Regions from separate parts of the Homo sapiens genome. Here regions 1, 2 and 4 are each linked to region 3. Evidence: chromatin contacts called from ENCODE Hi-C or POLR2A ChIA-PET data. All regions are on one chromosome and are shown on one strand. Each heading gives the region's core, a stretch centred on a gene start or an enhancer-like site at or near the end of the contact. The rest is flanking DNA. Distances are from core to core; before and after follow the strand shown. Region 1 holds the start of MAN2A2 (mannosidase alpha class 2A member 2). Region 2 holds the start of TICRR (TOPBP1 interacting checkpoint and replication regulator). Region 3 holds the start of GDPGP1 (GDP-D-glucose phosphorylase 1). Region 4 holds the start of PEX11A (peroxisomal biogenesis factor 11 alpha).

Evidence for each region. Hi-C counts contacts between places; a loop is a spot of excess contacts on that map. ChIA-PET counts read pairs that join two places held with the same protein, here RNA polymerase II (POLR2A). Pooled maps may share reads with other maps.
Region 1: a map of CD8-positive, alpha-beta T cell shows a loop between it and region 3 (31-fold over the local background). The contact joins the promoter of MAN2A2 here to the promoter of GDPGP1 in region 3. A Hi-C loop is called at or near these places in 1 of 168 maps with a recorded cell type or tissue (CD8-positive, alpha-beta T cell) and 8 of 50 pooled maps. POLR2A ChIA-PET finds 5 or more read pairs at or near these places in 6 of 52 experiments (CD4-positive, alpha-beta memory T cell, K562, T-cell and 3 more).
Region 2: a map of CD14-positive monocyte shows a loop between it and region 3 (5-fold over the local background). The contact joins the promoter of TICRR here to the promoter of GDPGP1 in region 3. A Hi-C loop is called at or near these places in 1 of 168 maps with a recorded cell type or tissue (CD14-positive monocyte), 1 of 37 single-sample maps with no recorded cell type and 7 of 50 pooled maps. POLR2A ChIA-PET finds 5 or more read pairs at or near these places in 2 of 52 experiments (WTC11 and endothelial cell of umbilical vein).
Region 4: a pooled map shows a loop between it and region 3 (4-fold over the local background). The contact joins the promoter of PEX11A here to the promoter of GDPGP1 in region 3. A Hi-C loop is called at or near these places in 3 of 50 pooled maps. POLR2A ChIA-PET finds 5 or more read pairs at or near these places in 2 of 52 experiments (HEK293 and activated CD4-positive, alpha-beta T cell).

Annotation. Positions count from the first base shown.
Region 1 is chr15:90,901,993-90,904,692 of GRCh38, forward strand. It overlaps MAN2A2 (mannosidase alpha class 2A member 2), which reads left to right and starts at 1,310. Exons shown (of 23, transcript NM_006122.4): 1 at 1,310-1,440; 2 at 2,198-2,347. The coding sequence starts at 2,216. RefSeq lists enhancers at 351-400, 2,241-2,300 and silencers at 571-840, 861-1,290.
Region 2 is chr15:89,574,126-89,576,825 of GRCh38, forward strand. TICRR (TOPBP1 interacting checkpoint and replication regulator) reads left to right here and starts at 1,344. Exons shown (of 22, transcript NM_152259.4): 1 at 1,344-2,115. The coding sequence starts at 1,462. RefSeq lists a silencer at 1,332-1,621 and an enhancer at 1,743-2,271.
Region 3 is chr15:90,232,818-90,235,517 of GRCh38, forward strand. It overlaps GDPGP1 (GDP-D-glucose phosphorylase 1), which reads left to right and starts at 1,392. Exons shown (of 4, transcript NM_001013657.3): 1 at 1,392-1,475; 2 at 1,705-1,779. CIB1 (calcium and integrin binding 1) reads right to left here and starts at 1,124. Exons shown (of 7, transcript NM_006384.4): 1 at 1,018-1,124; 2 at 852-886. The coding sequence starts at 1,068. RefSeq lists silencers at 617-1,066, 1,087-1,526.
Region 4 is chr15:89,689,345-89,692,044 of GRCh38, forward strand. It overlaps PEX11A (peroxisomal biogenesis factor 11 alpha), which reads right to left and starts at 1,410. Exons shown (of 3, transcript NM_003847.3): 1 at 1,233-1,410. The coding sequence starts at 1,288. It overlaps WDR93 (WD repeat domain 93), which reads left to right and starts at 1,467. Exons shown (of 17, transcript NM_020212.2): 1 at 1,467-1,513. RefSeq lists an enhancer at 1,245-1,334.

The DNA.
Region 1 (2,700 bases), core at 60-2,559, 670 kb after region 3:
TTCTCACGTGGTTGAAGGGGCCGACTCTCGGGGTCATTTGATACCGGCACTAATCCCATTCATGAGAGCTCTCCCTTCAAACTCTGTTCACCCCCAAAGGCCCATCTCCTAATACCATCATCACCTTGAGGGATTAGGATTTGAACATGAATTTGGGGGGTCACATTCAGATAATGTTATATATAACTTAAAAAGAACAAAAATGTGGAATTCATGGAGATGTTCATTGCAGTATGGATTACACTGAAAAACTGTAAACAACCTAGATGCCCAGTAAAAGGGAAACAGCCAAGAAAAGTCTGTGTCTTGTTCACTCGCTGGCAGGAAACATAGAGCAGGCACGGAAAGGAAAGGGACTCGAGGAATGCGCTGTACCGACAGGAGGCAGCACCCCTTTGCCCGAGGGGCGCAACGACAGAGACCTAAGGCTACCTGGGCCGGAGCCGGGTGAGGCCGCGGAGAACGCACCCCGCTACGCGTCTGCCGAGACGGAGGCGGGCGTTTCGACCACTGCCCGATCATGCGCTTACTCAAGTAGGATTCCGAAAAAATTCAGTCGCGCGTCCCTCCTGAGGTTCCGCAGCTGGCCAGGCCCGGCCCGGGCTGGTGCGGCTGCGCACTGCAGCCCAGCGGAGCGGGCCCGGGAGGAGCCGGGCGGGGACCGCGGCGGCCAGAGCTCCTGTCAGCTCCGCCGGGCACACGCAGGCCGGGGCGGGCGGCGCGGCTGTCCCCGCCCCGCACGCTGCTGGGCCCGGCAGCTTCAGAGGCTGGCGGACCCGCGCGGGGCCGGCGCAGCGGAGCGCGCCGGCGGCCCGGGGCCCAGCGGGAGCGCGGCAGCGGCGCGCGGAGCAGGGGGCTACGGGTGGGCGGGCGCCCGCCTTCGCCTGCGTCGCTGCCTGCACGCGGGCCGCCGTCCCCGGGCGTGTGAGAGCCGGCAGCTCGGCCGACTGGGCCCGGAGCGGCGCGGAGGCCGGGCGCTGACGGTAACGGGCCGGGTGCGCGCGCGGGAGGGCTCCGGCTGCCCCGACAGAGGCCGGGCTCGGGCGGCGGGAGTGCGAGCGCCACTGCGGCGTCAGAGGGGCCAGGAAGGGACAGGAGGCTGCCTGAGGCCCGTACCTGGCGCCTGTCTCTGCGGTCCCCGGGGCCGACGAAGTCGGAGCGGGTGGGGAGGGAGCCGGGCGGGCGGCCAGAGACCTGGCGGCAGGTGCCTGCCCTCTGTGATCCAACTCTCTCCCCAGCTCCACCCACATTGGCCTAGACCCAGTCTCTAAGGGCTGAAAATATTGCCCGGAAGCTCCCGAGCAGAATCAGATCGCGCTAAGTAGGGCACAACGCAGAGGCGACAAAGCTCCTCGGCCCCAGGGCCCGCGGAGCAGACTCCGGAGCGCGGTCCCGCCCACGCTCGGCTCCGCAGTTAGCGTCCTCCTTCCTCCTGAGCAGGCAAGCGGAGCCCGAGGGCGGTGGCGGCGGGGGGCACGGGTCCCCTGAAGTTGCCTCGCAGCTGAGCACTGGGCCCCGTCTCTCCCTTCCCAGGGGGCCTTCGGCGTCACTGCAGGCTTCCTAGGGGTCCCCTAAGTGCTCTGCAAACCGCGGCTGGAAGTTTCCCACTGCAGTGAACAGTAGAGAAACAGGGAGAACACACAGGGCTTGCTTTATGCTAGAAACACAAGCATCTTTCTTCTTTATTAGAAAGAAACTCATTCTGTGTTTCTGAGAAAGGATCGTGCCAGGCACTGTTTCTGGTGAGTGCCAGTTTGACCCGAAAGGGCACTGAGAAAGGCTTTCCTATCAGTCTCTTTGGGTTCTGGCTAAACTTTTAAATCAAACAAAATAGAGACTAGCTTATTCACCTGAAACTAGAAGCACATGGCCGAGGAGCCTGAACAGGCACCTCCTATCTAGGCAGGGAAGCTGTGTAATCAGGAGCTTGTGTGGTGCGCTCCAGTCGGAGCTGGGACTCTTATCCTGGGCCCGTTTTTCATAGCACCAGCCAAAGGAGAGCGTCCTCTCCACCCTAGCGGCAGAGCTGCTACCAGGACCAGGTGGGCCAGCCTCAGATGTGCTGCTTGTGCTACTTGGAGCCAGGCAAATGGGTGTTCCTTTGGAACAGCCCTCAGGAACTCACTGGGGTATTTGGTGGAAAGACTGCCACGGGCATTTTGCATGTTGGAGCTACAGATGGTGTCCTTCCTGCCAGGTGTGTGTGGAGGCCAGTATGAAGCTGAAAAAGCAGGTGACAGTGTGTGGGGCTGCCATCTTCTGTGTGGCAGTCTTCTCGCTCTACCTCATGCTGGACCGAGTGCAACACGATCCCACCCGACACCAGAATGGTGGGAACTTCCCCCGGGTGAGTCGTGCCTGGTTGCTAATTTCTTTGTATACAAGTCACCTGGGCTCAGGGTATGCACCTCCCACCCCGCCGCCTCCCCTCCCACCCCCCGCTGGAGGGTAATGTCAGTACAGGACAGGAGCCTTCCTTCCCAATAGTCAGGTTTTGTAGAAACCCTCAGCTAAAAACAGTGATGGCGAAAAGAAGGAAGGAAGAAAAAATGTCAATGGCAATGAGTATTGTCACTCTGTTCTCCTGAATTCTTTTCTTTCTTTTTTTTTTTTTTGAGACAGAGTCTCGCTCTGTCGCCCAGCCTTGAGTGCAGTGGCGCGATCTTGGCTCACTGCAACCTCCGCCTCCCAGGTTCAAGC
Region 2 (2,700 bases), core at 94-2,593, 660 kb before region 3:
TATATATAACTTCTATCTATGATTATCTATCTATATATAATTCCTTTTTTTTTTGTTTTGTTTTTTTTTTTTTAGTAGAGACAGGGTTTCACTGTGTTAGCCAGGATGGTCTCGATCTCCTGACCTGGTGATTCGCCCGCCTCGGCCTCCCAAAGTGCTGGGATTACAGGCGTGAGCCACCGTGCCCGGCCTATCTATATATAATTCTATGTATTCTATCTATATAGCGATATATAATTTCTATCTGTAATGCAAATCTACATGTGATTTCTATCTATATATACATGTAGATAGAAAATTTAGGGAATTCACTGCAGGTGCTGCTTGCAGTCCACTTTTAAAACCTAACATTACATAATAAAACACTATTTTAAGAAGCTGCACTAGGCCGGGCTTGGTGGCTCACGCCTGTAATCCCAGCACTTTGGGAGGCCAAGTCGGGTGGATCACAAGGTCAGGAGTTTGAGACCAGCCTGGCCAACATGGTGAAACTCCGTCTTTACTAAAAATACAAAAATTAGTCTGGGGTGGTGGCGTGCGCCTGTAGTCCTATTCAGGAGGCTGAGGCAGGAGGATCGCTTGAACCCGGGAGGTGGAGGTTGCAGTGAGCCAAGATCGTGTCAATGCACTCCAGCCTAGGAGACAGAGCGAGACTCCGTTTCAAAAAAAAAAAAAAAAAAAAAAAAAAAAAAAAAGGAGCTGCACGATGCTCCCCTTGGGCGTGTACCATACCTTATTTAACCATTCCCAAACTGTTTCCATTTTTTCTGATGTTAAATAAACTCTAAGATGTACAGACGTCTTTTATCTGGCTCTCCGATTACCTTCTGCAGATAAACTCCTAGAAGTTACTGGGGCAAAGGGAGTGAACCTTTAATTTTTAATAAAATTTTTTAAATTACAGAAAAAGCCGTAGTCGTCAGATTCTACTTCCTAGGCGGTCCACAGGGATTTCAACAAGTTCGATTCAAACCATCCCAAATTCCCTCCCGGCACTAAGTTTTCCTCGGTCTTGGGAAACGTGGCCCCGCAGTCCGCACTCACGACTGCGCACAAACGCTGGCCTCTTTCCAATGGCGAAACTTCTCGACACGCCCCCGAGGCACCACCTCTTTAAAATTTAAAACGAAGGCCCAGGCCAATGAATGCTAAGCTTCTCTCGGACCACAGAGACCCGCCCACCGTCACTCCCTCCACCAATCAGACTGAAGTTTTCTCCACTGCCCCTCCAATCACCGCCAAAAATGGAAGTTGCTCTCGTAACTTACGTAAGGCAAGCAGCCAATAGGAGCAAACCTTGGAAACTAGCTCCCCCAATAGCAGCAGTTCCTGGAGAGCGCGGGAGCCTTTCGACCAGGGTCCCAAAGGAAAGCAGTGAGTGGTGCTGTTTCCCTGAAGGAAGGGACTAAGGGACGGTGGCGCGGGCCCGGACCGGGGCCCCGGGGCGGCGGCACGGCCGATATGGCATGCTGTCACAAAGTAATGCTGCTGCTGGACACCGCGGGCGGCGCCGCCCGCCACAGCCGGGTCCGGCGGGCCGCCCTGCGCCTCCTCACCTATCTGAGTTGCCGATTCGGCCTGGCCAGGGTCCACTGGGCCTTCAAGTTCTTTGACTCGCAGGGGGCGCGGAGCCGGCCGTCCCGCGTGTCTGACTTCCGCGAGCTGGGGTCCCGCTCGTGGGAGGACTTTGAGGAGGAGCTGGAGGCCAGGCTCGAGGATCGCGCCCACCTGCCCGGCCCGGCGCCCAGGGCCACCCACACGCACGGCGCCCTGATGGAGACGCTGCTAGACTACCAGTGGGACCGGCCCGAGATCACGTCGCCCACGAAGCCGATCCTGCGGAGCAGCGGGAGGAGACTGCTGGACGTGGAGAGCGAGGCCAAGGAGGCCGAGGCCGCGCTCGGGGGCTTGGTGAACGCCGTCTTCCTCCTGGCCCCCTGTCCGCACTCGCAGAGGGAGCTGCTGCAGTTCGTGTCTGGGTGCGAGGCCCAGGCCCAGCGCCTGCCGCCCACCCCTAAGCAGGTGATGGAGAAGTTGTTGCCCAAGAGAGTCCGGGAAGTCATGGTCGCCCGAAAAATCACCTTCTACTGGGTGGATACCACCGAATGGTCTAAGGTAAGGAAGGTTACTGTCGTCTCAGATGGCGTGCACGGTGCTTTCCTTGCTAACCAGAACTTGGCAGCGTCCTTAGAACAGCCACAGACCCCGAATGAGACTAATATGACTATGCGTCCCTTCGGAAGGAAACAAATAAATAGGAACAGTTTTCACAACAAAATGGGTAGTTCCTCACTACCTACTGTTTAAGACCCCTCACAATTTGGGCCCTACCTGCCTTCCCAGACTTGATTTTCCTACACACTACATCTACTCTAGCATATTGAAGTCCAGTCCAGAAAATCAACAGGTCTGGACTGCTTGTTTTGTGTTATGTGTGTTGTTCAATCTGCCTGGAATGCCAGTTCTCACTCTTCCAGGCCAGTCTTAACTTCACTTACCCTTTAAGGCTTCTTCTCCCAGTGACAACTGCTCAGTCCAGCGTCTGAATTGCCATACACATTTTGTGTGGCACTTAACCATTTCTCCATATGTTTTGATTATGCACATCTCTCACCCTCCATCTAGTCTAAAAATACCTCAGAGGCAAGCAGCAGGTTTTAACACAATACCCAGGGGTGTGTGTGTATGTGTGTGTGTATA
Region 3 (2,700 bases), core at 142-2,641:
ATCACTTGAACCCGGAGGCAGGAGAATCACTTGAACCCGGAGGCAGAGCCTGCAGTGAGCCAAGATCGTGCCCCAGCACTCCAGCCTGGGCGACAGAGCGAGACGCTGTCTCAAAAAAAAAAAAACGGAGAAAAGAGCAAAACCAAAAATCTCATTCTCACCTTCACTCCAGGGATCTCTTACCCTCAAAGCCTCCTTTTTAGCAACCACACTGAACTGTCCTCCTCGGCCTCCACCTCCTTCCCATGAGCTTATCTTTGCCACAGGAACCTGGCCTGCATAAATCCGGCAAAAGGGCTTCCAGCCCAAGTTCAAATCTACTTACTCAGAGTGTTGTCTTAAGCAGTTACCAAACCTTTCTGAACCTGTTTCATTGTCCAGTACCTCTCTCCTAAAGATTAAATTAGGTAACGCAGGCAACCATTTAGCACAGTCCCTGGCACATGGTGAGTGCTCAGAAAGCGATAACGGTTACTGTATTATTCAGGTAAAGTTGGGAGAAGGAGCCGGGCTCCCCAAGGCTTCTGTGGTTTAGCCACTGGGCAAGGTCGGCCCCTGCCGGACTGGGGCAGGAAGTTCGGCAGTGCTGAAGCTAGTGGAGCCCAGGGTCAAAGAGCGCCTAACTTTTCCTGGAGGCTGTAAGGTGGCTCCGCGGTGCCACGCTGGGGCCTCAGGCGAGGGCGGGGAGGGCGTGCCGGGAGGAGGGCGCAGCCCGGGCTAGGTCTCCCGGCCTCCAGCTCCCGCTCCTCTGCAGACCTCAGGCCAGCCCCCGCCCCTCCCTCGGGACAGCGCCCCCGAAGCTGTCTCTAGAGGATCCCGGGGTCGGAGGCAGGGTTCAAGGCAGCACTTACAGGAGGATCTCCTGCTTCGTCAGGAACGTCAAGTCCTGGAAGGCAAAGCCAGAGCGGGGATTAGCGGACCGCTGGGAGGCCGCGGCCGCCCCGCAGCCAGCTCCCGGACCCTGCTCCCGAGAAGAGGCCCGCACGCGAGCTCCCCAGGGCCAGGCGTCCCGCGCACCTGGTACTCGGCCAGCAGCTCCTTGGACAGGCGACTGCCCGAGCCCCCCATCGCCCCGCCGCGCGCACAGCTCCGCCAACTCGCCTCGAGACGCAGACAACTTTCTCACTTCCGCCCTTGGGCCGCGTCACTGCCCGGTCCCCGCGGCAACCGCTCCTGGGGCCACCACCCCCGGGCCCGCCCCCTCCTAAAAGCTGCCAGGCGTTCCCAGCCGGGTTTGGCAGGCGAGCTGCCGGCTCCAAGCGGTCCTAGGCGAGCTGGAGGCGGGGCCCGGGGAGGGGCCCGACGCTCCGGGGCGGAGCCCGGGACTCACGGCCCCGCCTCCGGGGTGGGAGGGGGGGGCGGGCCACGCCGCGCGCGTGCGTGCTGGCTGCGTATGCGTCACGGGCGTCATGACCTCGCTGTGGCCCCGGCAGCGGCTGCGGGGAAAGTCGCGAGGTGCATCCGCTTCGGCTGCAGTAGGTGGTGGCGGCGGCAGCCCTGGGTGGGGTCCCATAGGGGCATCTGAGAAGTCACTGGAGCTAGCGTTTCCGGGAAACCTGGAGACTCGCTGAGTGGCGGGGGTCGTCGGCTGCCCCTCTGCCCAGCAAGGGCTTTTCTAGATGTTATCATCAGGCAATCGCTGCACCTGTCGCAGCCCCCAAGCCACCTCTTCCAGAAGTAACCATAACCTTGCTTCCTTCTTAGGCTATTTACTGAGGACCCACTGGATGTCAAGCATTGTGCATAGTTTTCTTCGATTGTTGCAACATCCCTTGCGAGGTAGGTTCCCATTTTACAAAGATGGAAATACGTAAGTCCAAAGGGTGTTAGTGATTTTTCCGGGCGCCGGCATTTAGAAGGTAATCGGTCCAGTCCAAGGCACTTTTAAAGGCTCTCCACTGCTGTTCTCATCATTCCAGCTGACCTGCCGTCCTTTTGACTCCATCTCACCCCTAGACTGCTGACCCTTTGCTCTTGTCCCCTCTTAACCTCTAGGATAATGTTTGGCACATAGTAGGCTCTCAGTAAATATTATCGAATGCATAATAAATGAATGAACGTATACTATTGCAAAAGGTAAGGATTCCAAACTGCTGGGAGGAGGAAGTGGAGGTTGTGTTGGTCAGGCTGGGATTAATTCTTGATCCTTCCAATCCATTATACTTGCTGATCTTTGTAAAGTCTAAATCTGAGTATGTTAGTCTCAGTTTATAACCATTAAATGGTTAAAAACCCAAATCCTGGCCCTCTGTAACTGGACTTCCTCCTATTGGCTCTCTGTCTTTCAGCCACTTTGGGCCCTCAGTCCCTCTTCCATCTCATCCTCAGGGAAGCCTTTCCTGACTCCCTAGACTGCCTAGGAATCTACTTTACACTGGAAGAATACCCAGTGCTCTCCTTGGCAGCATGTGTTTGATAAGACACACTGTATTAACAGGTACATTCCATCATTGTAGAAATATTCAAGGCCAGGCGCGGTGGCTCATGCCTGTAATCTCAGCACTTTGGGAGGCTGAAGCAGGCGGATCATTTGAGGCCAGGAGTTCAAGACCAGCATGGCCAACATGGCAAAACCCCATCTCTACTAAAAATACAAAAATTAGCCAGACATGGTTAAACCTGGGAGCTGGAGGTTGCAGTGAGCGGAGATTGTGCCACTGCAGTCCAGCCTGGGCAACAGAGTGAGACTCTGTCTCAAAA
Region 4 (2,700 bases), core at 160-2,659, 540 kb before region 3:
AGTTGCAAAACACTGGGAACAATAGCTGTCATAAAGATGGCTTCCAAAAGCCTCATTATTGGGGCCATTCTAATTGATCTGTTTGTATCAGCACTTGCACACCCAGAAGAGAATGCAGAGCTGTTAAATAAAACTGCAACTGTAAATATTTTTTCATTAAGCAAGAATCAACCAAATCTCTAAAACATCATGAACTAGTACTGTATTCGTATTAAAGATACAATCTCTCAGTTCTTTTCGTTTCTTATGGAACCAAAAGAAAAAGAGACACAATCTCTGTTTAATATTTTCAGTAGCACAGCATGAACCTTAGAGGTGCAGTTAGTTCTTTCTGAGCTTCTCCCCACTGTATTTCCCCCCAATCCAGTTGGTGTGGTCTCATCCCCGCTATATTTTGTTTTACAATTTACAAAACTATTCCACATGCAGTATCTCAATGATACAGCCTGGGTAATAATGGAAGAGAACTTCTGTCTCTCCTCAAACATTTCAAGAGGTATTTGAGACCGGGCGCGGTGGCTCGCACCTGTAATCCCAGCACTTTGGGAAGCCGAGGTGGACAGATCACCTGAGGTCAGGAGTTCGAGACCAGCCTGGCCAACATGGCGAAACCCCCGTCTCTACTAAAAATACAAAAAGTAGCCGGGCGTGGTAGTGCACGCCTGTAATCCCAGCTACTCAGGAGGCTGAGGCAGGAGAATCGCTTGAACCCGGGAGGCAGAGGTTGCAGTGGGCCGAGACCGCGCCACTGCCTGGGCGACAGAGCGAGACTCCGTCTCAAAAGAAAAAAAAAAGAGAGATATTTGAAGTCACACCAAGTGGTTTGCTTCCCTAGCCACAAATACTAATCCAAAGTTTCTCTTTAAAGGAGATCCCTCGGAAGAATGTTGAGTGGAGAGAACCAATCTTTCTGTGCCCGGAGAGCAAAGTTAGGAGGGGAGGAGGATCTGTCAGCCGGTGTCCCGTCGTCGGCGGTCTCGAGGCGGCTAGGGTGCCAGGCACTGGGGCTTTCGTGCACGGGGCTAGGACGGGACGCGGGTGCGTTGGGCCCACTCACGTTGAATTTAGGGTAAGGAGGGGCTCGGATACTAAACTCCCTCCGTAGGAGCTGGCAACGTCCTTCCTGCTTCCATCTACTAGGCTATCACCTCCTTTTTCCCGGGTGCAGGGGAATAGGCACGGGAGCCGAGTTAGGGCGAGAAAGGGGCGGAGGCCGCTGGCACCTGACTCACCTGAAGAGTCGGTCCCGGCCCTGGGTCTGGTTGGTGAAGCGGGTGAAGGCGTCCATGGCTTCTAGCCCAAAGGCCACGAGTCGCACGGGGCTCAGGCGTGGGTCCTCTGGGGCCCGTCGGATCCCCAGGGAACGGTCAGTCCCAGGTTATCCGCTGAGGGGGAGGGGCTGAGTCTCTCCGCCCCAGAGGGGGCGGGCACACTTTCTGTAGAGCAACTTCGCGGACTTCCGGTTCAAGCCGGAAGTTGTGGTTACCAAGGCGACGCAACGCCGCCCGGCCAGGTGAGCAAAACTGATCTTACCTTTGGATGCCGGGGCTCCCCTCGAGTCCCAGGACTCCCCTTTACCTGTAGAGTCTCCTAGAGGAAAGTCTGAGGGGGTCCGTCTCCCCAGACTCGGGCGTTTCCGGATGCCTGACGCCTCCCCGCAGATCTCAGGTTCTCAGGAACCCGGGGTGATATCCCGAATGGTCTCTCCAGCCTCAGAACTCCCCTGAGCTCTTGCTTGGGACGGTGGGGCCTAATCATTTCCCAGCGCCGTGCCTCTTTCCCTTGAGCTACACCAGCTCTATGTCTGGTGAAGGAAGTGGTTAGGTCAGAGATAAGCCAATTTCACAGTGTGAACCTAGCATGGGAGGCGGATGAAGTGAGAAAATGTTCTGCTTGGATTATTGAACATTGAAAGAAGATTGTTACCTGAGGAAATCCTAAAAGAGTCATTATGAGCAAAGTGAAGCAAAAATAGATTGCAATGAAATTGCACCGCTGAACATTCGTTCTGTGCGGCTTGAAGAAAAGGAGCCTTACCCACTCCGTGGCAGTAATTTTATAAAATGTACCCTCTATAACCACAAAATAAGGTCGGCCGGTGCTGTGGCTTACGCCTGTAATCCCAACACTTTGGGAGCCGAGGTGGGCGGATCACCTGCGATCAGGAGTTGGAGACCAGCCTGGCCAACAGGGTGAAACCCCGTCTCTACTAAAAATACAAAAAAAGTAGCCGGGCGTGGTGGTGGGCGCCTGTAATCCCAGCTACTCGGGAGGCTGAGGCAGGAGAATCGCTGGAACCCAGGAGGCGGAGGTGGCAGTGAGCCGAGATTGTGCCACTGCTTTCCAGCCTGGGCGACAGAGCGAGACGCTGTCTCAAAAAAATAAAATAAAATAAAATAAGGTGAACATTTTCGTAATCTTTATTCCCTTGGTCAGGCCAGCTCCTAACATTTGCAGGCCCTGGGTAAGAGTACAAATGGAGTCCAGCACACCGTATGTTTAAATATTTTAGTTATAAATCAAGCAACAAATTGTAAAGTAAAATATAGTCTGTTTTCCTACATTGACAAATAGACCCTCATAATGATGTAGAAGGCCAGGTTCATCTTCAGAATCCCTAGACTCCTTAGAATACCTGGAAACACAGCTGGAATATGGCAGTGTGGGGAGAAATGGCTCCCAGTCTTTTCCCACTTCCCT